Regions from separate parts of the Mus musculus genome. Here all the other regions are linked to region 2. The links are chromatin loops, found by intact Hi-C in ENCODE. Cell type or tissue: left cerebral cortex. All regions are shown on one strand.

Region 1 (8,000 bases), 220 kb after region 2:
ACCATGCTCTTAACTGCTGAGCCATCTCTCTAAAACCTTACGAAAGCAATCTTTTTTTTGGTGTTTTTTGAGACAGGGTGCTACTCTTTAGCACAGGCTGTCCTGGAACTCTATTTTCACATTCATTGACTGTCATAAAAATATATTAATAATTTCTAGTAGCACCCACTAGATTCTGAACAGTAAATGTAGGTCACTTGTCCCCTCAGCTTTTAAACCTGTTTCTTGATGTGAACTACAAATCAAATGAAAAAAAATATGTCACCATACAACACAGAAGGCCCATGAAAAGCAAAAGGAGATAATACTATCACATTTATTTACTGAGGGTTGTAACCCTGGCTCTCCTAGAACTCACTATGTAGACCAGTCTGGCCTCAAACTAAGAGATCCACCTGCCTTTGCCTTCTGTGTACTGGGATTAAAGGCGTGCACCACCATACCTGGCTAAGTCATCTATTTACTGATATATGGTCTTCTTAACTACCCAGGCTGACCTGGAGCTTACTCTACAGCCCAGGTTATCCTGCTACTCTGATCTTCCTGCCTCCGACTCCTGAGTGCTGGGATTGCAAATGTGTGCTATCACATCTGGTTCCATTACCGACTTTACCCTGACAGACAGCAAGAGACTCAGCTGAGTACTACCTGGGAGAACCAACTTAGGAAATAGTAGTTTGTTGGTAAGGGACCCGTGTGCCCCAAAGTGAAAGAACAAAACCCTTCTGCTCAACGAGACTCGGGGGAAGAACCGCAGAACTGTGAGAAGAGCAGCGAGGTTGGCTCTTCACACAAACCTTCCAAAGAAGGAAGTTGCCTTTTCTTACCCCACTACTAAAAACATGAACGACAGGCTCATTTCCAAACAAACTATGGTAAATAATCTCCAGAAGGAAATCTCTGCCAAAGAAATTTAACATTTTAATTGATGTGCTATAAATAGAACACTGACAACCATACATTAATATTCTTGCTTTGATAAACTAAGCTTCCAGTCAAACTGTCAAATACAACTTCAGGACTCCCTGCAACAAAACGCCCAGTTTGCTATCTTAAGAAACTGTCTTCTTTCCTTTGGCTTACAGTCTACACCATAGAAAATTGAATATAATACAAAACAATTTACTATCTATCCCAGAAGGCTACAGAAAACTGAACCACTGTTAGGATTTAATAATACAGCTTTAATTTCTTGGGCACTTTTGATCATATAAATATATAAATCTTAACAAGGAAACACTGTTCACTGTAATAAAGGCCATAAAAATAACAGCTCTGCCGTATTGCACCGATAAATTAATTCAGTTGGCTTCCCCAGGTCCCCACCAAAGAGCTTTCGAATCCGAACTGGAAGACATAGAGACCTACACTCTTGGCATCGAATACTGACGATGTCAAGTCGTTTGCAGAAAATAAACTTTAACCTTTCACATCCCGGCATCACATACGCCAGTTCACAGGATTTCTTAACACTTGGGACAAGAGTCTCGCTGGAGTCCTCATGCGGTGGAGGCGCACACGCTCAGAGCTGCGGTCTGTCACCGCAGCCAGGGAAGTGGTCCTCGGTCCGAAACAGGACTGGCGGCTCGTACGCCGCGCGCTGGGGCCCGCTGGGCGCCGACCTGAAGAGAGCGGGGACGCTGATGGTATGCAGCAGCCTCCGGAAGGCCCGCGGGAAGGTCCCCAGCTCGGCTTCGGCCTTGGCGACCTGCTCCTCCATCCTGGCCACGCTGCTCCCGATCATCCGCACGAAGGCCTCCAGCTTGTCGATCCGGCCGTAGATGCGCCTCATCTCGGCCGCCTTAGCGTGGATCCGGGGCACGCCCTCGCCCACCACATGCGACGAGTCCCCGCGGATCATGTCCAGCATGCCCACGAACTCGTCCACCTTGGCCAGCAGCTCCTCCAGGCTGGCGTCCAGCGCCTCCACCTCTGGCCTCGGTCCCGCGCTGGGCAGCAGGCTGGAGGCGTAGCCCGAGGCGGCGCGGCGCAGCAGCGGCAGGTCGCGGCCCGGCGCGTCCTCGGGGCCGTCATCGTCCCACGGCCCGGACGCGCTGCTGTGGCTCTGCGAGACGTGGCCGCTGTCCCCGCTCCACGCGGCGCCCAACGGCTCGGCCTCCTCGGTAGAGACCTCTCGAGACAGGGTTCCGACGGCGGGTCCTTCCTCCATGGCCCGCTCGGCCGCTTCCGGTGCTGAGCGATTGCGTTACGGTCTGAGATGCCTGCTTCCGGCGCCTCCTAAAGACGTCACGCCCCTAACAAGTAGCCAAGCCTACTATCCACATGCCCAGAGAGCCCGCAGTGCTTCTGGCTGGCTTGTCGGTGCGTTCGTAGTGTGTGCCAGCAGAGTTTGCACAAGTTAGTAATCCAAAGAGGGTGACAGACGATTAGAGGATAGATAGAAAGATGGGTAGATGGCAGATAGATAATAGATGACAAATAGATTAGACCAGTGGCACAGGCCTTTGGTAGCAACACTCAGGAGTCAGAGGCAGACAAATCTCTTAAATTCAAGGCCAGCCTGGCCAGTTTCACGCCACCAAGGGTCCTGTAGTGAGGCTCTGTCTCAGACAGACAGACAGATCAATAGATAATGGAATGATAGGTAGATTGGTGGTAAATTGACAAATGATAGTGTCAGAGAAATACATTGAAGCAGAGCTGAGGCTGTCCATACCGTCACAGCAGGTTACCTCTGTTGCTCCACCTGCCCTGTAGCCAGCCAAGGCTAAATCTCCGTAGATGGAAGGATATTCCAAAGCCCTGTCTAGGAACTGGGGGACTCCAGGTGTTTGAGCTCAAGAATAATACAAAGAACTTCTCATTTTTATTATTAAAGGAAGCAAAATATGAGGTGACATTTATGATTAGTTTTAGCAAATACAAGTACAGAAAATATACCTGGTGTTATCATCTTTGGTCTTGTGAAAAGAGCCAAGAATATCCCTCCTATTTGTCTTTCCCACAGAGATAACGGGGACATGCCAGGGCATTTCCTGCACGTCCTTGCGTATCCTCTTATCACAGTTTATGTAATTCTTTCTAGAAGGCCACCTTGTGGGAAGAACATCCCACACAATGGCCTATCCGTAGTTCACAGTAAGTTCACAGCTCTCTTAGACTTGTTCCCACATCTATCCACTGTGTAGTACCCACCAGCACCCATGTGAGGCTCCAGCCTGCCTCTTTTCCCTTACCAGCGATAGCAAAATAAACTGTAAGCAAAAGCAAGAACAGTGGAACACAAAAGTCAACCTAACGAGTGGTCATCTCAGCCTCCTCACAAAAGAAGTACTCTCACCCAAGCATGGATTCCATCACAATGCTACCAGAAAAACAAACAAACAAACACAAAAACAAGGTAGGAATAAATTCTTAATATTCATAGAAACATCCAAGGTGGCGTCTCTGAGACCCATGCAGTCTGGCAGGTCCTTGGGAAACTTAGGGCCTTATTCTTCAACATTGTCAAGTGAAGACAGGCATAAAGTAGAGATGCCCTTGTCTTGATGGGATTTGTAGTGGGTATTTTGTCCAAATGGCCTGGACCCCATTGTCAGGAGACGTAAACCAGATCCCCAATAGGGAACAGTTAGGAAAAGTGTTGGCTGTTTACTATTGACATACTCATACACAGGCAGGTACCCACACGCATCCTGCAAAAGACTGGGTGGTTGGAGTTTTGTTAGGTGTTAAACACATCCTCTCTCTGGGTAGAGCTCACATGACCTCTTTTCCCACTGGGAATTAGGAATTAGAGAAGAAAAACAACTTTGAGCAACAAAATAGAGAAAGCTACAAGCTGCTTCAGTTCTCCATCATGTCAGTCCATCTGGGTCAGCTGACTGGAGTCTATCGCTGTGAACCTGAAACACATCGCGGGGAGAACTTGCCACGGAGACAAAGAATATCAGCCTTTCATAGCCCAGGATTAAAAAATAATAATAAAGAAAAAAATACTAACTGCTCTTAAAAATGCTACTTCCATTCCAGGGTTGGAGAGATGGCACTGGCTCCTGAGTTCAATTCCCAGAAACCACTTGGTGACTCACAACCATCAGTAATGGGATCTAATGCCCTCTTCTGGCATGCAAGTGTAACTGCAGATAGAGTACACTTTTTTTTTTTTTTTTTTTTTTTTTAAAGGCTGCTACTTCCTTAAGCCACTGTCCTTGAGTGGCATACTTGCCTTTTAGAAACACCTGGAAAGGCTTAGTAGCCTTTCCTTAGCGTCTTTCTGGTTTATTCTTGCCTATTTCTCTTTGCTACATTCACACTCTCCTCTGTTCTGCTGTGTGGTCTAGATTTTCTTCTATTTCCCAACACACCATGCTTAGGCAGGCACACCTCGGGTGACTGTCCTATTAGAACCAACATTTTTGTTCCATTGAGTGGTTTGATAATCTTCCTTATGGTGTCTGCATGGTGACCTTGATATGAAGATAGATCTCCAATGCATTTGGGTCTTCAAAGATAACTTCCATTAGAGGAAGTTGTTTCAGATATTCTCCGTGCTCTGCTATGTTTTGAAGGCTGTGTATTTTGCGTTCATCTGTGTAACCTGATCATCTTCTGGCACCTTTCAGCCTGTGAAGAAAATGATGAGGTCACACAGATGACAGCAAAATACATGGTAATGTTTCTCTATTCAAAATGGTAATGAAGCTTGGAGAGGGAGCAACAGTATCTTACTGTCATGAAGTCCTCACTGTCAGAGGGGCTTTAGACAAAAACATTATGGATGGTGGACAGAGATGGGGGAGAAAGTGGGGGAGACAGTATCAGGACCCAGGCAGTAAATCTGACAGGCATTCAAGGTCCAAACCGAGCACTCGCTGAGTGTTCATTTGCCTTTGACTTAAAAGACTTCTGTTGAAAGCTAAATTTTGACTGGGAGGTGGTGGCATGTGTCTTTAATTCCCACACTTGGGAGGCAGAGGTGGAGTTCCAGGACAGTCAAGGCTACACAGAGAAACTCTGTTTCAAAAAACAACAAACAAACAACAATAACAAAAAGACATTCTTCGTTGAGTCCTCAAGGTCAAGCAGAGTGAACTTCAAACAGTTTGTGAGATTCCCAGTAAGTACTGTGGGGGAGAATGGCTTTGGGAGCCACGGCAATACGGTGGGAACAAGCTTCAGGCTTTCCACCAACCCAAGCCTTTCCCTTTCTACAGGGGTGGTTTCTGATGAGATGCGATCCTATCTAAGGCACCAGCAAACACAAGATGTGGTTGGCCAGAGGTAGACAGAAATGAAAAGTAGGCATGGTTCTATGGTGTATCCCAAGAACTAGAGAAGGGAGTCACTTCTGCACGGGAGCATTGGGAAACTTTTCAGAGCAAGTGACTTCTCTGGGCCTAGAAAGCAGAATGTGACCCTGAAAGAGGAAACAGTGCCATATCCGAGGGGCAGGGAACAACAGCCTGAGTGGAAGTCCCTAGTTCCAGGCTGGTAAATGGCTGATGGGTGGCAATTTACAGAGGGGAGGTGCTCTGGGAGACAGAGCCATGGAGGTATGCAGGGGTCGGAGGTCTTCATTGAGAATATTGTTCATTGTCACAGGCTGCACTTCAGTGGGGTCTCTTCACTCCAGAGTTGTGTGTACAGTCATAGCCAACTAGGCAGGCTTTGGATCCTAGAACTGATAAATATTATTTGATAAGAGTAAATACATGCTCACAATAAACACGGGAACCCCTTTTGGGCTGGTGTGCAAAATGAAATTATATAATGTGGCTGCTTCCGCCTCATGTTCCATGCCCTGCACCCTGGCCCCGTGTTCTTTATTGGACAGGTACTGCTGGGCCATCGACACTTTTTGATTATCTGGGGGATGCTGCTCATGCCTGTGGATCACAAAGCTTATTCAACTTCAGTTTAGGGGTTAGCGTGAGACTAGGAGGTAGGAAACCACACAGAAGTACAGGTGGGAACTGGGTGTGACCCCAGCAGAGGACTGGGAAGGTCCAAGTGGTCTTTCCTGGCACTGTCAATCAGTCAAAAAAGGTACTGTAACCACTCACCCCAATGTAGGTGTGGGGTTTTTTAGTCTATTTTATTTGGGTTCTGATGTCTACCACCCTTCTCCACACCAATCCCTTCCAACATCGACACTAGGTAGGACAGAAAGAAGGTTAGAGGGAGGGGCCTAGGTCACTTTAAATTACTTCCAGCTGATTAGGGACATCGAGTTTATAGGACAAGTCCAGTCTTCTTCCTGCCAGGATATCTCCAACTTCTCCTCTCTTTTCTCTAGAAGGGCAGCAGGGGCAGGAAGCAATAGGAAGAACAGTTGCTCTTCCTCCTCCGCTCTTCCTCCCCATTTCCTTTCTCCTCCCCTCTCTTCAGAGCACTTCCTCATCCATCTTTGGGCTCTGACATTTATACTCTCTCCAGAGTCTTCACAATTAAACTATCTGCAACTGGCAAAATCATGTCCCTATCAGAACATGCACGAGTCAGATAGCCTACTGTTGTGAATGATCTGAAGCAGCCTCATATACCACGTCTGTGATTTAGAAAAGAAACCAAAACTCTCACTACACCCCAAAGTCTTGGTGGTTTATTTCCCATTATGTTGATGTGTGTGAAGAGTCAATCTCTCTGTGTTCTCTTCTGTCCAGGCTATGGTAGGTCATTCTGACTTTATTTTTTAAATTACGTATATTTATTTTTGTGCATGTACTCATGAGTGCCATGGTAACACATTGGGGGGGGGGGGCAGAAGAAAAGCTCGTGTGATTCCCAGTTAGCTATCTCTTACTTGTGGATCACCTGCCTCACACTTGTGGAACAAATGTAAGCGCTCAGCGACTGCTCCAGTGCCATGCCTGCCTGCCTGCTGCCATGCTCCCCACCGTGATGGTCATGGAACTCTACAGCTGTGAACCCTCAATTAAATGGTTTCTTTTATAAGTTACCATGGTCGTGGTGTCTGCTCATGGTGTTATGAGGTATCCATCAGCAAAGACCTCTTGGACACGAGGTCAATAGAGCATCTTTATTAGCTGTGCTGGTTGTTCAGGGTCCAAGTGCAGTCCCCAGACATTTTCAGGCTGATCCTTTAAGCACAAAACACATACTTCAGTTGACAAGAACAGTTAGCCAGAAGTGGAATTACAGAAGCCAAAAGGAAGTTTAGTTCATTTAGGGACTTCCCAGAACCATGGACTTCGATGGATTTAGGTCTTTGATTTCATTTGGCAGGTGTTGCTGCCTATGTGCTGGGTTCCAAGGCTTCAATAATACTTTCATTATGGTGTCAATTGTGCTAAGGTCTGGTTACAAAGGTAATAGAAAAATAACTAACACGTCCAGAGACCCTGTCTCAAAAATTAAAAATTGATATTGATAAAAAAGACACCTGATTTTGACCTCTGGCCTCTACATACACACACGCGCACTCACATGCACTTGTGTGCAAGCACACATGCAGACATCATATACACCATAGACATGTATACATAGTACCAAGCATATACATATTTAAAAATATTTTTAAGATTTATTTATTTATTATATATATATGAGTACACTGTAGCTGTACATCTGGTTGTGAGCCTTCATGAGGTTGTTGGGTATCAATTTAGGACCTCTGCTTGCTCCAGTCAACCCTGCTCACTCCGGTCAGCCCTGCTCACTCAGTCCCTGCTTGCTCAGGCCCAAAGATTTACTTATTATTATAAATAAGTACACTGTAGCTGACTTCAGACACATCAGAAGAGGGTGTCAGATCTCATTAGCGGTGGTTGTGAGCCACCATGTGGTTGCTGGGATTTGAACTCAGGACCTTCGGAAGAGCTCTTACCCACAGAGCCATCTCTCCAGCCCGGCATATACATATTTTAAAAGCTGATAACATAGGGGCTGGAGATATGGCATTTGTGGTTAAGAGCGTTTGTTGATCTTGGAGAGGATCTGGGTTCAGCTCCTCATACCCACATCATATGGCTCATAACTTCGGTTCTAAAGGATGCTACCCCCTCCAAAGGCACCAG
Region 2 (8,000 bases):
AGACACTGTCTGACCTGATCTCCTGAACAATCAGTATGTCACCCACCTTATAGACAGGACACAAGTTCAAAGTGCAGGGTTGGGGTTGCAGGCCCTCTGCACTGCCACCCTAAGGAGGTCTGGCCTCCTTGGCGATTATACTCAAGCAAATGTGTAGTTTGGGAGTGAAAACACCAAGTCCTCCACGGGTTACAGAGGTGAAACTTGAAGAAAACATTGGCCCACTAGCCAGCAGCTAAAATCCAGGCAAAGAATGCTCACAGAACTCTCCAGGCTGTGGCCTGGTCCCACAGCCACTAGGTGGATACAAGCACTATCTGAACAGGCTGCTGCCAGCAACAGGGAGACACGCATACTTCAGTCAGTCAGCAAGTACAGCCCTACAGCATGGGGACAGGGTTGCACGCACCATTCCATTTTCCCTCAGACCTGAAATGACTGTGGAATGCAAGGGGAAACACTGCAGTTCAAAATACCGTGGATCAGAGAGTCCAGCAAAGTTTGCAAGTCGAAGATATGGGACACAGAAGCAAAATGAAGGGAATGCCTTGATTAGAAGCCAAAGCATCAGGTCTTGTTAATAGGCACTTGTTACTAACTCAAGTAACAGCAGTGGCAGTGGCAGCTGATCAGGTTGATGTACCAAGAACATTCCAGGGGCCTCCCAAGCAGAGTTGATTTAATCTGCACACAAAGCCCAGGAGGCAAAAGATGCCACCACCACCACCCCAATCCTAATGGATATTGGAGGCCCTCAGATTTGCTCTTCAGAGAATGGGGAAATTGATCAGACTCTAAACACTGGGTTCGTTAGGGACATTTCCCACCAACTCAGTGAGCTGCTCACAGGGAGGCCTCCATAGGAAGCAATCTCATTGCCTTCAGCCTCAACAAAGCTTCCAACCTTGACAACCTGTAATCCTGAGTCAGTTCATGCCAAATGGGGTCAAATGGCAAGGGTCATCACATAGTGACACATGCTTTAATGACAGAGCATGGCCTGCCAAAACTTGAAATCCCAGGTAGAGTCTTTGAAAAACCCAAATGGAGGCCTGGAGAGAAGGTCCCCACAGGCATACATGTGGGGAAAATACTAATGTACATAAAATAAAAATATAAATCAATTTTAAAAACTCATACGGCACCTGTTTGGTACAAACAGAGCGGTGCTGGCATGATCACAAGTCCTGCCCCAAACCGAGTTCTTTTTCTACAGCCCCCAGAGATGGCCACAGTAGGCTCTCTGTGCAGCCAGACAAACCAGCTCCAGATACAGGAGGACAATGCTCACTCTAAGGCCTGAGAAAGAATGCTCACTCCTGACTGGTGCTGACTAGGGCCATACACAATGCAGCAGGAGCAAAGCCTCAAATGACCAAGATCTAAGCCCTGCCTTTACCTTAGGCAAGTCTGGACTGTCTCCTGCTTCCACTCCATCATTATAAACAGAAGGGACTACTGGTAAGACAGACCACTGTGAGACTTAAACAGGGTAGTATACTGTAATGACGGCCTGTCTTCTGATGAGCTGAGTGCTTTCTGTCCAATAGGTAAAATCTCTGGGATCTGTCCATCGAACGTCACAGCGTGGAAACAAGCTAGGGAGTCTCTCGGCCTTAAGCTGAGCAATGCTTCTCTATACCACTGGGCTCATCAAAAGCCCTGGAGATCAATGAGTAAAATAAACTGCCCATACAATCAGCTGTGGCCTCGCCCACCCTGATCATCCCAGTAGAGAGCAATTTAGAACAGTGTTCTTCAAAGTCCTACTGCAGGTCAGTTTAATTGGTTATCAAAGACTTAAAAACGCTACAAGCCCCTGGTTTGGAAGTACCTGGATGAACTTTCTGACCTGAGCATTTGGTAATAAATCCCAGTAAGGATGGGACCTGGCCAATGCAGCTGCTAACCGTGGGAGAATCTGTAGGGTGCAGTCTGATGAATGAGCAAATTCAGAGAAGCAGCATCAAGAAGCCTGAGCAAGGCCTTAGCTCAGGCGGGGCCTATGAGCAAAGCAAATTTAACAGGGAAAATGGGAAGAAGACCACACAAAAGGAGAAGCTCATCCGTGAAGAGACCATGAGGATGAGACCCTCACCCACAGCCTTGCAGGGGCCCCTGTACAGGGAAAGTAAGTACAGGCACAAGCTACTGCACAGTGCAGACCATGAGAGATGCAGAGAGGTGAGAAACAACAAGTAAAGGGCCAGAAGGAACAAGAAACAGCATCTCGGTACCTGTGCTGTTTAAGCAGAGATAGATAAGGTTTATGCCAGAGGCAGGGAGAGAGGGAGAGAGAGAGGGAGGGGGAGGGGGAGGGGGAGGGGAGGGGGAGGGGGGGAGAGAGAGAGAGAGACAGAGAGAGACAGACAGACAGACAGACAGACAAACCTTCTGACAAGCAATAACCAAAGTGCACACAGTGCTGGTGGGGATGGCCCTCCCTGGACACTGCTGATCATGGCAGACCTACCCCATGCTGTTTCCTCCATTAGTTTATGCTAGCCCAAGTCTCCCCTTCATGGAATGGCCTACTTCAGACACAGACCCTGGTCAATGGGTTAGCAAGAGCATTTTAAACAGTTGATACTGAGTCAAAATTGTTCTGCCTGGCCACGATGGTCTCAACACACAGCTCCCCACAGCTGGTGGAACAATCCAAAGAAGAGGAGGAGAGTGTAAACATGGTTAAATCTTATCTGCACACTGCCTAAGGCTAGGAACCAGAAAACAAAAGTCAGCAGGCAACGGGATTTGTTTTAAAAAAGAGACAGAACACATACATGTGCATGTCTTGTGTGTGTGAGAGTGCATATGTATACACAAACACACACACACAGCAACAGACAGATTTGTATTAAAAGGGAGAGAAGATTGGATCTGAAGCAATAGAAGAATGTTTCCCAGGAGGAAGAGAAGAGAGATGGCTATCTATCAATACTATCCAGAGAACTAAAGAGATAGGCAAGAATGTCGATAATCTGATCAGACCCCCACTAGCTTCCTCAATTAGTCCACCGAGAAGACAGGACATCAATCAGGCCTGTGCTCACATCTGACTCAGCCATCTACAGCAGCAGGATCTGTCTGCTGATAAAGTCCAGGCTTCAGGACCTATGTCTGGAATAGGCTATCCCATGGGGTACTTGGGCTAGCATAAACTAACTTAAGAGACAGCACAGGGCGAGTCTGCCAACAGCACGGCAGGGAGCACGGAGGAGCTGCAGGATGGGCCATCCCGGAGGACTACCTCCCTGAGTACTGTCTTCCCCTCCATACCGGCTCCTTTGTCTGTTAAGGGGAAGATTAAACAAGAACAAGTAGGCATATGAGACATGTACCCAAAGGAGAGGCCAGAAACGTCAGGCGTATGGCTGTCACTTTTACTATAAAATCACTTCCTGCAACATTTCTCCGAAAAGGGTTGTAAGAAAGACAAAGGAGACTCGCGTGGCATGGCAGGCTGGTTTTACTCCTCGCTGTCTGTAACAAGCAGTGTTTGAGAGAAGACTGCTGTTGTAGGACATGGAGCTGTATTGCCATCTGAAGAGGGAGGGACCCACTCAGGTTTTACAGGTGCTCAGCTTTCCAGAAGACAGTGATGGTGACAGAGCCTTGGCCACCTGGCCAGGGCAAGTAGGTAAAGGCTCTGAACACCGGGAAAGTCCCTCCTCCCAGAAAGCATTCTCTAAGTTCCCGGGAATGCTGGCACCGGGCACAGCCGCTCTCAGGAGACCTTCTCTGGTGGTCAAATTACTTACAAACATCAAGAACACAAAAGTTAACACAGGCACGGGAAACTGAAATGTACCAAAACTGCACTGGGCTCTGAGAAACCCAGCTCCTGTCTGTCCTGAGTCTCCTGTCCTCCAGACTCCTCAATAAGACCATCCTATCTCTAGGTGGCCCCTGGCCTAAACTGACCTGACTCTGGAAAAGGAGCGGTGGCTCTTGGAATAAGAATGGGGTTGAAGAGTGAGGTCTCTGGACAATTTACCCTGAAAGAAAATCCTGCGAGCAGCAGACACAAAGAAGGCAGGCCTTGGGGAGGAGGTGCCTCACTGGTGTCCCCGGCAAGCTCCTGCTAGTGGGTAACACAGATGCATGTGATGTGCGCTCACCTGCACTCGGGCTCACATGCACACAGCCGCACGTACCCCGCACAGGACCAAGCAGGCCTGGAAGGGCAGGCCGAGACACTAGCGGAGGCCAAGCTGGGATGGCAGACCCGCATAAGACTCACCATGAACGCCAGGCCTCAGAGGCGCGTGGCCGGCGGCTCCATGCCCAGTGAGTGGAGGCCAGCCTCGCTCCTGCCTCTGGACCACGGATCTACACGCAGCTCCACACTGGGCGGGTGAGGCGGGCTGGTGGCCGGAACGGCAGGACACTCAATCGCTCACAGATGCAGCGATTCCCGGATCCCTGCTCAGTGTTCCTAGGTTGGGCTGGGCGAGCTGTCAAGGACCTCCTCCACAACAGACGGGGCGGGGCTGGCTGAGTCAAGGCTCAGAGGCCTCCCTGCCAATTGTGTAGCTCCCAGCTCCACAGAGAAACCTTGGGGGTGCTAACTACAGAGAAGGGAGCTAGCAAAAGACAGCATGCTGAAGAGAAAGGCCTAAGTTCTACATTGTAAGATTATAGGAAAAAAAAAAAAGCAAGAAATATGTGTCAGCAAAAGAAACTCCATAAATATACTTAGCACTTCTCAGAAGCTGGCCGGTTATAAGCATAAAGTACATACTGATAGAGCCTCCTTCTGGAAAGTTACCTGGAGGGTCACCTGACACTTTGCAGAGTGACTGGACATTATCTGAACATGCATTCATTAAAACTATTAACTTTAGGTCAGAGGGCTCCAGTGTAAATTACACCTTAGAAAAATTTTCACAAATCTGTATTAAGGGCCAAAATTATTTCTAGTGAGTAGGCTAGTCCAGAGCACTGGAACAAAGTCAGCAAGAACGCCACATAGTTCTCTTTCCTTCCTGGACACACACACACTCACGCACGGACACACAGAGTAGGAGTTACAAGGCACCTCACCCACCACTGGTTTTCTGACAACTCAGAACTTAATTATTCATTCTCCAACAGGAACCTCCTCACAAAGCAGGAGACACTGGCATAGCCCACAGTGGCTCCCATGCAAAAAAGCTGGGCCTCTCTGGGGCAATACAAAACAAGAGGGCCACTTTGGAAGCAAGTTTCTTAACACTTCAACATACACCAACCACACACCTGAGCAGCTCTCCAAAAAAAAAAAACCACCTATAAAAAGCTCCGCACGCAAAACTTGACAGCATTTGTGTACCAATCAAACACTAAGACGATCCAAATGTCCACCAGCTGAGGAATACATGATCAGCCCTGAACCAGTGACAAGAGGAAACTACTCACACATCGGCGCTGCCGGTCAGTGTGCCTCAGAAACACTGTGGAAGCAAAAGCTGCCAGGAAGCCAGCCAGGGTGGAGCCACTTATATAAAATCTCGTCAGAAGGCAAATATATAGCTGGTTATTTGTCTGGAGAAGGGATGGGGACAGGCTGCAAACATTTGATGACAGAGATATCCCAAGACTGCATACAATGGCAGGTGGGTAACTGTACATTAGGAACTACTGTGCATTTACAGTGAGTAGATAGCATGGAGTCCACGGGGAGCATGCATGCCCAGTGTGGAAGGCACCGGGATCAATTTCACTACTTTAAAGGGGAGGGTGTGATTTTTCAAATCTGTGCAAATGCTCAAAAAATGAACACATACACATGCTCTACCCAGAGTATAAAGTAAAAATGTTACAGTATTCACCTTATTTTTAAAACATTTACCCTTTGAAAGAAGTTGCAGACGTCACGGCTGCTCCTGATAGTAAAGAGGAGAGAGGAGGCTGGGTAACATGTGCACCCTTACAGAAATACCCCGTGCGGGACTCAGCACGGTCCCGAAGCCTGGTTTCAGTGGCATGGACAACTTGTCATCCCATGCGCAACAGACTCACCTTCTCTCACTGAGCTGGTGAGGGTCCAGTGAGCACGTGGCAGAGGCACACAGCGCTTGTGGAGTCAGTGTGCCGTCACAAGAAGCCATCCATCCGCTCTCCTGCCTGTCATCTAGCAAGTACACAATGAAGCAGAACAAGGCCCTCGCCCTAAGTCACTCAGACAAGCAAGCAGGCAATGGCTACGTCAGTGCTAGAAGAAGGGACAGAAAACGGAGGCGGGAAAGGACACCCCCTACTGCAGTCTCCAGGAGGGCAGCTAAAAGCATCATTCTGGAAAGAATGCTGTGGACTAGCCTTCGGGTTAAGCACTGGTGAAGAACAGTTCTCAGTGACGAGAGCAAGTTCCCCTTAGCCTGTCCATCCGCTACCATCACTCAGACTTTCAAAGCTTAGTGCCCACCCAACACTTTACAAGTTAGCCAACTGGGGCCAGAACTGAGTCCTCAGATTCACTCACGTTAAATCCAAGATGACTATAAACATGCCCTAAAACAGTGCTGGCTCATGTGATTTTTATACCGTATTTTAGAACTGAATATCATTTATAAATTGACTACATGTTATACCAGGAGATAGTGAGCAGGGTGACTTCTACTAACATGGGAAACATAAAGGACCAAGTATATCTTTCAGCGTTTTTCTCCATCAAACACTGGCATAGAATCCTGCATTCCCAGGCTTCATGCCTCCCCCGTTAGTGTGTTTGGTCTATCTGCTCAGTTTGTGCATCTGTAACACTGATATCTCTACCCATTGAAGTCAGGGAAACAAGACTGACTCACTGTTCACTTCCTAGCAGATCAAAGCTTCAAGAGCCTCATGGGATACTGAATACCATAAGAACCAAATGACAGTTGTAAGAAAAACTTCAATGTCTAATCTAGGGTGCTGGTCAGTAAATTATTAAACAGCAACTCCAAAGGCCACTATGTAAAAAATGAAATTATGCAACAATATATAAAACTATAGAGAAATATATGTTTTCAAAAAGTTGAACTGGTCTTAACCACATACTAAAGCTGAGCATCCTCCTAAGCCATTAACTAGCAAATGTAGTCTGACCCTTGCTCTCCTGAACACAAGCTGGTGCTGCTTGAGAGACACATGGTAAAGCCACAAACAAATGGACAAGGAATCCCAATTTAGAAAACGCCGTGGGGCTGGAGAGATGGCTCAGCGGTTAAGAGCACTGACTGCTCTCCCAAAGGTCCTGAGTTCAATTCCTAGCAACCACATGGTGGCTCACAACCATCTGTAATGTGATCCAATACCCTCTTCTGGTGTGTCTGAAGTCAGTACTCATATAAAATAAACAGATAAATAAATCTTTAAGGAAAGGAAGAGAGGGAGGAAGGGAGGAAGGAAGGAGAAAGACACTGTACAGGGACTATTTTTGAATAGTCCCTGAAGCCTGATAAACTCCCTTTAGACTAGATGGTCAAGGGGAACCTGAGAAGACACGCCTGAGCTGTGACCACCTTTCAAAACCACACTGAAGGAAGGGCACAAGCAAAGGCTTAGGGCAACAGAAAGCAAGCCAGAGAAGCCTGAACAGGGAAGGGAAAATATATGCTGGGGCGCACTGGGCGGAGGTGGTCCACCCACATTCATAGCCAAGAATACGTATTCAGCCCAAATGTGATCACTAGCCAGGAGACAGTCTGCACTGAGAGACTCTGTATCACCAGTATGTACCAGCACGGATGTTAGCTTCTTCATTAACAACAGGTGGTCTGCAGAATCTGCATTCAGATTCAGCCAACTGTAGATCAAACCATCCCTCAAGAAAGAAAAGTATCAGAAAGCCAAGATGCCTGGACTGACCACGCCATAACTCTCCAAACAACACAATGCTTCTTACACAGTGTTACACTGTATTAGGAAATGTAAGAAATGTAGAAATAGTTTAAGTACATGGTGGTGTTAAGTACCATTTTACAAAAAGGACTATAGTATCCGAGGATTTGAAGATCCATGGAAGGTTCTGAAACAAA
Region 3 (8,000 bases), 51 kb after region 2:
AGGGACCAGGATAGTCCTAGGTCTCGAGTGCTTGGGCATGACACCATTTTACCTTCACACTCATCTGCTTAGCCGAGTGCCAGCAATCTCAGCTCCAGACTAAGAACCAGGGCTAAGACAGCAGCCATGCTGGGCTAACCTGGATCTGATTCGAGTAGGAGGCAGCCCCCTGGTCACTCTTTGTACTGCCACTGTGCAAAATGGAAGTCGATTATAAAAGTTTTTTTCTTTTTACATAGGTTATTTTTCAGGCAAAAACAGTCCTAAAACCATTTCCTAAGCATATATATTCCTCTGGAGGGTGAATGGCAACGTACCTGAAGTTCTGGGTGAACCATTTCATCCATATATTTCAGCATTGCAGACTTCAAACTGTTGAGAATCCCCAAGGCTCCCTCAAAGCCCTAAAGAAAGGCACTTAACTTACACTGGCCAAAGGTGCTATAATTAAAAGACCAACATGAGACCCTTAAAATTAAGGACAGAATATATGGAGTGTTCTTCCTTAGCCACATTTAATGACTAAACAGACACCTGTGAAGTTGTGATGGACTAGGAAGATATGCAGACCACTTCACAAAGGCAACATAATTAAAACTCTTTAATTCTTTGTTTGAGAGAAAGAGTCTCTTTCACTCAGTAAGTAGCTCTAGCTGGCCTGGAGCTCACTAATTGACAAAGCTGGCCTCAAACTCAGAGATCTGCTTGCCTCTGCTTCCAGAGCACTGGGAGTAAGGCATGCTTAATTCCTAACAGAAGAGACCACTCTGAGCTCTCACCATGTGCTACATGTGAAGGGCCATACAACCTAGTCACAAGTATGCTAAGTACACTGTAGACACTGAAATGTAAAGAGAGCAACCTGTTCCAAGTTGCTGAAGGGAAGGTATAGATTCATGCCAGGTATGACATCAGAGCCCCACACAAGGCCTGCTGGAATACTCAAAAATACACATCCTCAACTTTGTGATAATTGGTAAGCCAAACACTTAACAATTTTTACTATTTTATATGGTAGTGCTAATAGAAATGAACTTTAAACATTATTGTACCCATATGAGTATTTTGCCTCCATATATGTCTGTGCACCAGAGTTCCTGGTGCCTACTAAGGTCAGAAAAGAGCAATGGATCCCCTAGAACTGAAGTTACACAGGCGAACTGCCATGTGGATGTTAGGAATTGAACCCAGGCCCTCTGGAAGAGCAGCAAGTGCTTATAAATGCTGAGCCATCTCTCTAGGCCCCAAAACTTTTTAAAGTGGGGCCAGTGAGACAGCTCAGTGGGTAAAGGCACTTCTTGTGCATGCCTGGCAACCTAAATTCCATCCCTGGAATGCTCAGAAAGGTACAAAGAGAACTGACTCCAAAAGCTGTCCTCCAACTCTACATATGCAGTATATGCACACTCGACCACACACACATACACACACACCACATAAACACAACAATAGTAAAAATGTATAAACGTTTTTAAGGCCATAGTAATGGCTCAGTTGGTAAAGGTGCTTGCTGCCAAGCCTAATAACCTGAGTTCGATCCTAAGGACCACAAGTAAAAGGAGAATGCTGATTAGAAATTGTCCCCTGACACACACACACAAATAAATAATAAATGTAATTTTATAAGATAGTTTTAAAATAAGTAGGATGGGAGGAGCTATAGACTCTGGAACAGACTACCTGGATTCAAATTCCAGCTCCTCCACTTGCCAACTATGTAACCTCAGTTTACTTTAACTTCATGTGCTTCTGTTCCACTGCAAAATGAAGTCAAGAGGAACCTTAACCTTATCAGGCAGTTAGCAAGATTAGGGGAACAAAGTCACACGATGCTTTCAGAACCATGCCTGGCCTAAGCTAAGCCTTAGAAGATCTTGGCGGCATCTTGGCACAAGATGGACAGCCAGCTCAGGCCCACTATTTATCACCTTTGCATTGCAAAGCCCCAACACAGTCACCCTGTGTACACAGGGCTTCTTCCTGCTACTAGCATCTCTCCTCATGCATGCTCTGTGGCACTGATTGAACTCTGGGCCTCAATTTTCCCAAGGAAAAATGAAATTACCCACATTGACCTACTCCTGAGAGTCTTCTAGCTCAATGGCCAAAAAGTTTCAACACTCCTGGCCTAAGACATTTACTTACATCTAGTCCTAAAGCAAACATCAGGAGACAATACATACACAACTTCCTAAACTCTTTTCATATATAAATGCCTATTCTGGCAAATCCTCTCCAAGGTCCCACATCATGTGGCAAAGATGCTCAGTGCTGAGGATGGGAACACAAAGTTAAGGATCTCTGACCTATCAGGAGTCAGACTCTAAGACAAGGCTCCCTGAAGCCATGTCCTCCTCACTATTAGAGAGGCTTACACAAGGTCTGGTAGAGGAGGGAGAGAAGAAACTCTCTCTGCATAACAGGAGTCAGAGCTAACTGAAGGTGCTAAAGAGACACAGAGCCCCAGGAGCCAAGTGAGATGCTGAATGTAAGAGGATGGGCTGAGGGCAGAGGACAAAAACAAAAAGAAAGCAAGCCTAACTCATGCAAGAAAGGTGCTAAACACACACAGACACACACACGCACACGCGCGCGTGCGCGCGTGTGCCATGGCCAGCTGGGGCCACCGAGGACATCAGGGTAAGCAGAGCCTTGTCTTGTGACACCAGCCTCAGTCTGCATCCCACCTCTGTCTCCCTCACCTCATCTCCCACAGTCACACCTCCTTCTCTTAACCGTTCCAGAAGAGTGCACCCAATAAACCCAGGAGCAGCAGGTATTCGCCAGGTTCTCATTACAGCTGGGTCTCATCAGGATCACGGAGCTCAGATGTCAATGGGTCAAACCCACACAACAGAGCAAGCAGAGCATGTGTGAGGAGAGATGCTAGCAGCAGGAAGAAGCCCTGTGTGCACAGAGTAACTGCCTGGGCTTTGTAACACAAAGGTGTTAAGAGCTGGAAGACGGGGAGGCAGCACCAAACTTGAGTCTTAGTTTGGCACTGGCACGTAAGTGTGCCAAGACTGATACAAAATTTAGCTAAGTCCTTTTAGCAGATCTGCCAACAGCCACAGGCAACCCAGCCTCCCAAAGTCTGCCCCCAAACACCAGGACTCCCTCCTCAGTCAGAGGACATGAAATACTCATAGAATAGCCAGAACCTCCAGAAATGACAAACTGCAATAGTGCACACAGACTCCTACAGAGCAAATCTTATAATTCCTCCTGGAAGATAAAGATCCTATCTATGTTACTTTCAGAGAGAGGCAGTTTCAAGTTTCACTAGGCCTGGTCAGATGGTATCTCTGACATTCTCAGCCTCACTGGGGCTCCATCAGGAGTCTGTGCTGGTTAGCACCCTCTGGAAATCTAGCCAAGCCCCAGAAGGGGTGACAAGATCCTGAGTAGGGCTTGGGGCAGAGGTCAGGTTGTTCCTCTAGCCTACCAATATGCCCAGTACTGTGAGGGTCTCTAGAGATAAAACGGGTCCTACAGCCAGAGAGTAGAAGATCTGAGGAGGACATAACCCAGGAAATGAGTCTGAGTAGAGCGGGGTCTACAGTCCCTTCCTGAAGGACCTTCTGCAGTCCAGGACCAGGATAAGGAGGCCCAAGGTCAGAGAGGACCCAGTGGGTCAGGAGATTTAAGAGGTTTGGCAGTCTGAGAAGAACTGGGCATGGGGAGGAAGAAGATTTGAACACACCACAAAGGGTTGAGGAGGAAGGACTGAAGGGGACAGAGGTCTGAACAGGTCAGAGATCTGAGGAAGATACAGGCTCAGATCCTCAGAGCAAACTCGGTTGGTAGCCCACAGCCCCGTGAAAGTTGGACGAGCCAATCGTAGCCTCCGGTCTGAGAAAACTTTAGCAAGATTTGGGAAAAAACGTCTTAGGGGGATGGAGATCCGAGACACATCAGGGGTCTGAGGACCATATCTGAAGAGGCCAGGGGTCTGAGGAGCACCAGGATCTGAACAGGAGAGGGGTTTGAGAAGGACAGAGATCTGAATACCTCAGGGTCTGAAAAGGAGTAAAGGCAGAGATGTGAACAGGACAGGGGTCTGAGGACGCTGGCTCAGGGCGCACAGAGCAGACACCTCTACAGCTCGCAGCACCACATCTGAGGAGAAAACTTTTCACCAAGTTCTGGAAAAGGCGCACGTCGCGACAAGCGCTGGCCGAGGGCAGTCGCACGTCAGCCGGACCCCAGCCCTCCCAGCCGCCCTCTCAGACCTCCCTGCCTGGCCGACGCAGCAGCAGGTGGCAGCGGTCAGCCATCCGCAACCTCTCAGCTTGACCCTGCAGAGCCCCCTCAGTACCCGAGCTACCGCAGCTCCAACGCCATCTCCCCGGCCCGTGGCCCGCAGCCCAGGCCCCGTGGGGCCCGCAACTCGCTGGGCTAAGAGCGTAGACTCCGCAGATGCCCAGCCTCAGCAGGTGCTTGCCGGCCGCCCGCGGCTAAAAGCAGCCAGCGCCAGACCCCACCCCCGCCACGCCCACGCCACGCAGCCACGCCCCCACAAGGCTGCTTCTCTTCCCTTCCGCTGAGCCTCTTTAGCCCAACACCCAACGCAAATCGCTCGCTCCCAGGGCCTCAGGCGTACCGCCACGCCCCGCACTCCAGAGCCACGCCCCCGAGAGCTCACTAGCCACACCCCACGCTCGTCCCTAGTCACACTCCGGGGGACAGGAGCGTTACCACGCCCCGCGCTCCCTATCGCCGCCCTCACGCTCCCTAGCCACGCCCCCGCTAAGCTTCCACTGCTCTTCCGCCAGGGCTCTCGCCCCCCGCCGCAGCTCCGTAGAGCTTAGGAGCCTGCTATTTACTACCGCTGCTCCTCCGGCCTGCCAAGTATCCGTCCTGGGTTTCGGGAGTTGTGTCCCTGGCCCTTTTCTGTCCTCAGGCCCAGGAAGGGCTGCAAGGAAAGTTCCGAGAGAGTCACAGTGTCCATACCGGCACCGCAGACGCCTGGCGGAGGCCCCTTACCTGGTCGGCTCCGCCCGCGGCCATCTTGGAAGTGGGAAGTGGGAGGGAGGGGGAAAGCAGCGCATGGGGCTGATCCAGGCGTGGGGAGCCGAGCGGCGGAGCGCATCGATGGGACGCCCCTGTCCAGCAGCTGGGGGAGTCTTAACAGCCCACGGGAGTATTTAGGGGTACACGTGAGCGCAGGTTACAGATCATTGACCTTGGAATGCCCTCCCGGTATAGCCTTAGCCTGTCACCTGTCAAACGGGCTTTTCTGATCACTGTTTCATTGCGCTTAGTGCCTAGCGCTGTAGTTCGCCAACTTTTGTCTTCACTTTAATATTTCAGTATACAACGCCCAGCAGGCTCAGGAGGTGACAAGACAGGGTTCATCATCAGTGTGTTTTGAAAGTTGTGTGATGGTCTCGCTTAGGAACTAGAAGAGGCCTCACTAGACAGCATCTTTCTCTAGCCTGAGATACAGAGATCCACCTATGTATTAAAGGTGTGTGCCACCACACCTGGCTTTATGCACATTTTACCTTTTTAAGTAGCAAAAATTACAGAGACACAATCTATGAAAAAGTATAATTCAGGAGGTAGAAGTCAGCTAGAGCTGAGCAGAGTTAAGCCAGATGTCTATGGAGGATGTCTTCTATCAGGCCAGGTCATTGTGCTGCATTTCCCTTCCTGAACTCACCTGCACTCGTTTCCTAAGCCTCAAAAAGCAGAGACATGAGTGTTTGTTGGATCCATACAAAGGGTACTTGGGATGATTTGGGTTTATTCTAGGAGTTGTCAGACCCCGAAAATTTACAAACACAAACAAGCCCCTTTAAAACCTGACTGCATTTCAGCCAGGAACCATCACATGAGGCTGGAACCATCACAGTCCTACAGGAAGAGGAATTTCCCTGCCCTGGCAGGTACCTGGAAGCAAGCAGGAGGAAATCCATTTGTCTTGGTTACAGTTCTGTTTGTGCTAGCCTCAAAGTTGCAACCTAGAAAACAATGAGTTTGAACTCCTGATCCTCCCGAGTCTACCTCCCCAGTTCTGGGATTATAGGAATGTACCACCACTTTTGTTTCAATTGTACATTCATTTCAAAACATTAGGTGATGGTTCAACCTCTGTACAACTCTCTCAAATATTTTAAAATATTTTCACAAATCTGAACACAGTCCAGAGGAAGGGCTTACAAGACCAAGGCTATATCAAAAGCTATGAAATGCACACCGTCCCCAGGGATGAAAGAAGACAGAGAGAGGTTGGGGGATAGCTCAGTGGCCTGACTTCAGTTCCAAGGAGGGTAGGGAGGAGAGAAGAAACAGACCAAGAGTCGAGCCATATCTGAGTGTCTTGGGTCTGCACATGTGTTGTAACTTTTAAACTTCCACATGGCATGTGCTGTTTCACAAGGAAACAATGTCGGGTCCCACCCAGCCACCTGAGGCCATGAGGTTCTCAGTCCATCACACCAGAGCCTTCAGCTAAATAAGCCCAGCCCTGTGCCTGTTCAATGCACAGGAAGAAGGTCTACCTGAGAGCCTGACAGCATTGACTTTCATCGTGAGACCCATCCAAGTAGGGTGTCTGCTGGGCTGGGGGACTCCAGACTCTAGCCATTCTAGGAGCCTACAAACTACTTGATAGACACTGGCTTCAACTTCCCTTTCTGGATCATGACTGTAATTACTCTAAGCACCAACTTACAATGGCAGGAGGGTAGAGGCTTAAATGGACTGGGCAGTCTTTTGTTGGCTTGCAGAGAGCTGAGAGACTTGCAGGGCATCCCTCAGGATTTGCTACATAATAGAAATTTCAAAGGTGCTTAAGTTCCTGGCAGTTTGAACTGAAAACAATGCCAGGTTCCATCACACCCATTGGTGCCCTCACAGCTGGATTTAAACACTGACTGGGAAGCAGGAACTGGCTTCAGTCTCATTTCAAACTTCAGCACAATGGATTCGTTCGTATTGGATACGCACAGGAGTCCTCACGACTCCTCACCTTCCAGCCATAATGCTTGAGTATCAGTTTAAAAACCTGCCCTCAAAGGGCAAGAGATGGCTCAGCAGTTAGAAGCACTGTCCTTTTGACCAGAGATCCTGAGTTCAATTCCCAGCAACCACATGGTGGCTCACAACCGTCTACAAGGGGATCTGATGCCCTCTTCTGGCCTGTGGATGTATATGCAGTAGAGCACTCATCCATTAAAGAAATAAAGACTTTTTTTTTAATATTAGAAAAAACAAACAAACACCGAACCTTGAGATGACAAGGGACCATTGTCCTGTCTCTGGAATCAACAACTCTCTGTGGTGGGCAGGTTTGCAGCTGGCACCCTCTGACCCTGCCTCACCCTCAGTAGCCTGGTGCCAGAGCCCTGGTTTCTCTCTGGGAACTCCTCCTTACCCTGCATCCCTCTGATGTAACCTATGTCTTACCTTTTGCCATCAGTCCCCAGAAGCGGTCTAGATAAAGCCTCATTGTAACTTGCGTCTGAAACAAAAACAAAGTGAACTGCACTAAGGGGTGTGGTCACTTTCCGCAGCCACTTACCCCCTCAGAACCTAACAACCCCCTCAGGACCTAACACTTAACCCCCTCAGGACCTAACACTTAACCCCTTCAGAACCTAACACTTACCCCCTTAGAACCTAACACTTACCCCCTCAGAACCTTACACTTCTAGCTCCCAGATACAGAGAAAACACCCCTCTTCAAGTTGACAGCTCTCCCAGCAGAACCCTGGGGGAACTATTCCACCTCTTCCCCTTCAGGCTTTGCTGGAGGGTTCCAGAAGGACTGCCCTGGTGCTGGTGTGTGGCTTCTTTGATGGCTGCAAACCTCTCACTTGTGGACAGAAATACCAGCTTCGCAGAGACTCTGACTGACTAACTCCTCAGATTCTGTCCCTGTCCCCATCCCCATCTCTGAAGCACACAGCCCCTCCCTTCCCCACATTATTTCAAGATTGAACAAGGTCAAAATAGTTGAAGCAATGGTCATACAAGAAGAGAAATTGTCCAAC

What was found. Peaks named below come from ENCODE experiments on the same cell type or tissue, not always from the same donor. Only the 100,000 strongest peaks of a DNase experiment are listed, where the experiment ranks them.
Region 1: a loop joins it to region 2, with 5 times the contacts of the local background. A loop is called at or near these places in 12 of 42 quality-filtered maps.
Region 3: a loop joins it to region 2, with 6 times the contacts of the local background. A loop is called at or near these places in 32 of 42 quality-filtered maps.

Annotation. Positions count from the first base shown.
Region 1 is chr5:36,746,476-36,754,475 of GRCm38, forward strand. Bloc1s4 (biogenesis of lysosomal organelles complex-1, subunit 4, cappuccino) reads right to left here and starts at 2,204. Exons shown (of 1, transcript NM_133724.3): 1 at 899-2,204. The coding sequence starts at 2,170. The coding sequence ends at 1,523. In left cerebral cortex, a CTCF peak has its summit at 4,081 (motif pointing left); a DNase peak (open chromatin) is centred at 2,233; H3K4me3 peaks cover 1,895 bases; H3K27ac peaks cover 990 bases.
Region 2 is chr5:36,526,180-36,534,179 of GRCm38, forward strand. All of the region lies in intron 3 of Tbc1d14 (TBC1 domain family, member 14), which reads right to left. Among named protein-coding and RNA genes, the nearest start is that of Gm32528, 18 kb to the left of the region's middle. In left cerebral cortex, a CTCF peak has its summit at 305; DNase peaks (open chromatin) are centred at 372, 3,515, 3,700, 4,435 and 2 more places; H3K4me3 peaks cover 1,799 bases; H3K27ac peaks cover 4,111 bases.
Region 3 is chr5:36,577,369-36,585,368 of GRCm38, forward strand. Tbc1d14 (TBC1 domain family, member 14) reads right to left here and starts at 5,029. Exons shown (of 14, transcript NM_133910.3): 1 at 4,987-5,029. In left cerebral cortex, CTCF peaks have their summits at 4,983 and 7,151 (motif pointing left); DNase peaks (open chromatin) are centred at 4,650 and 5,004; H3K4me3 peaks cover 2,018 bases; H3K27ac peaks cover 1,505 bases.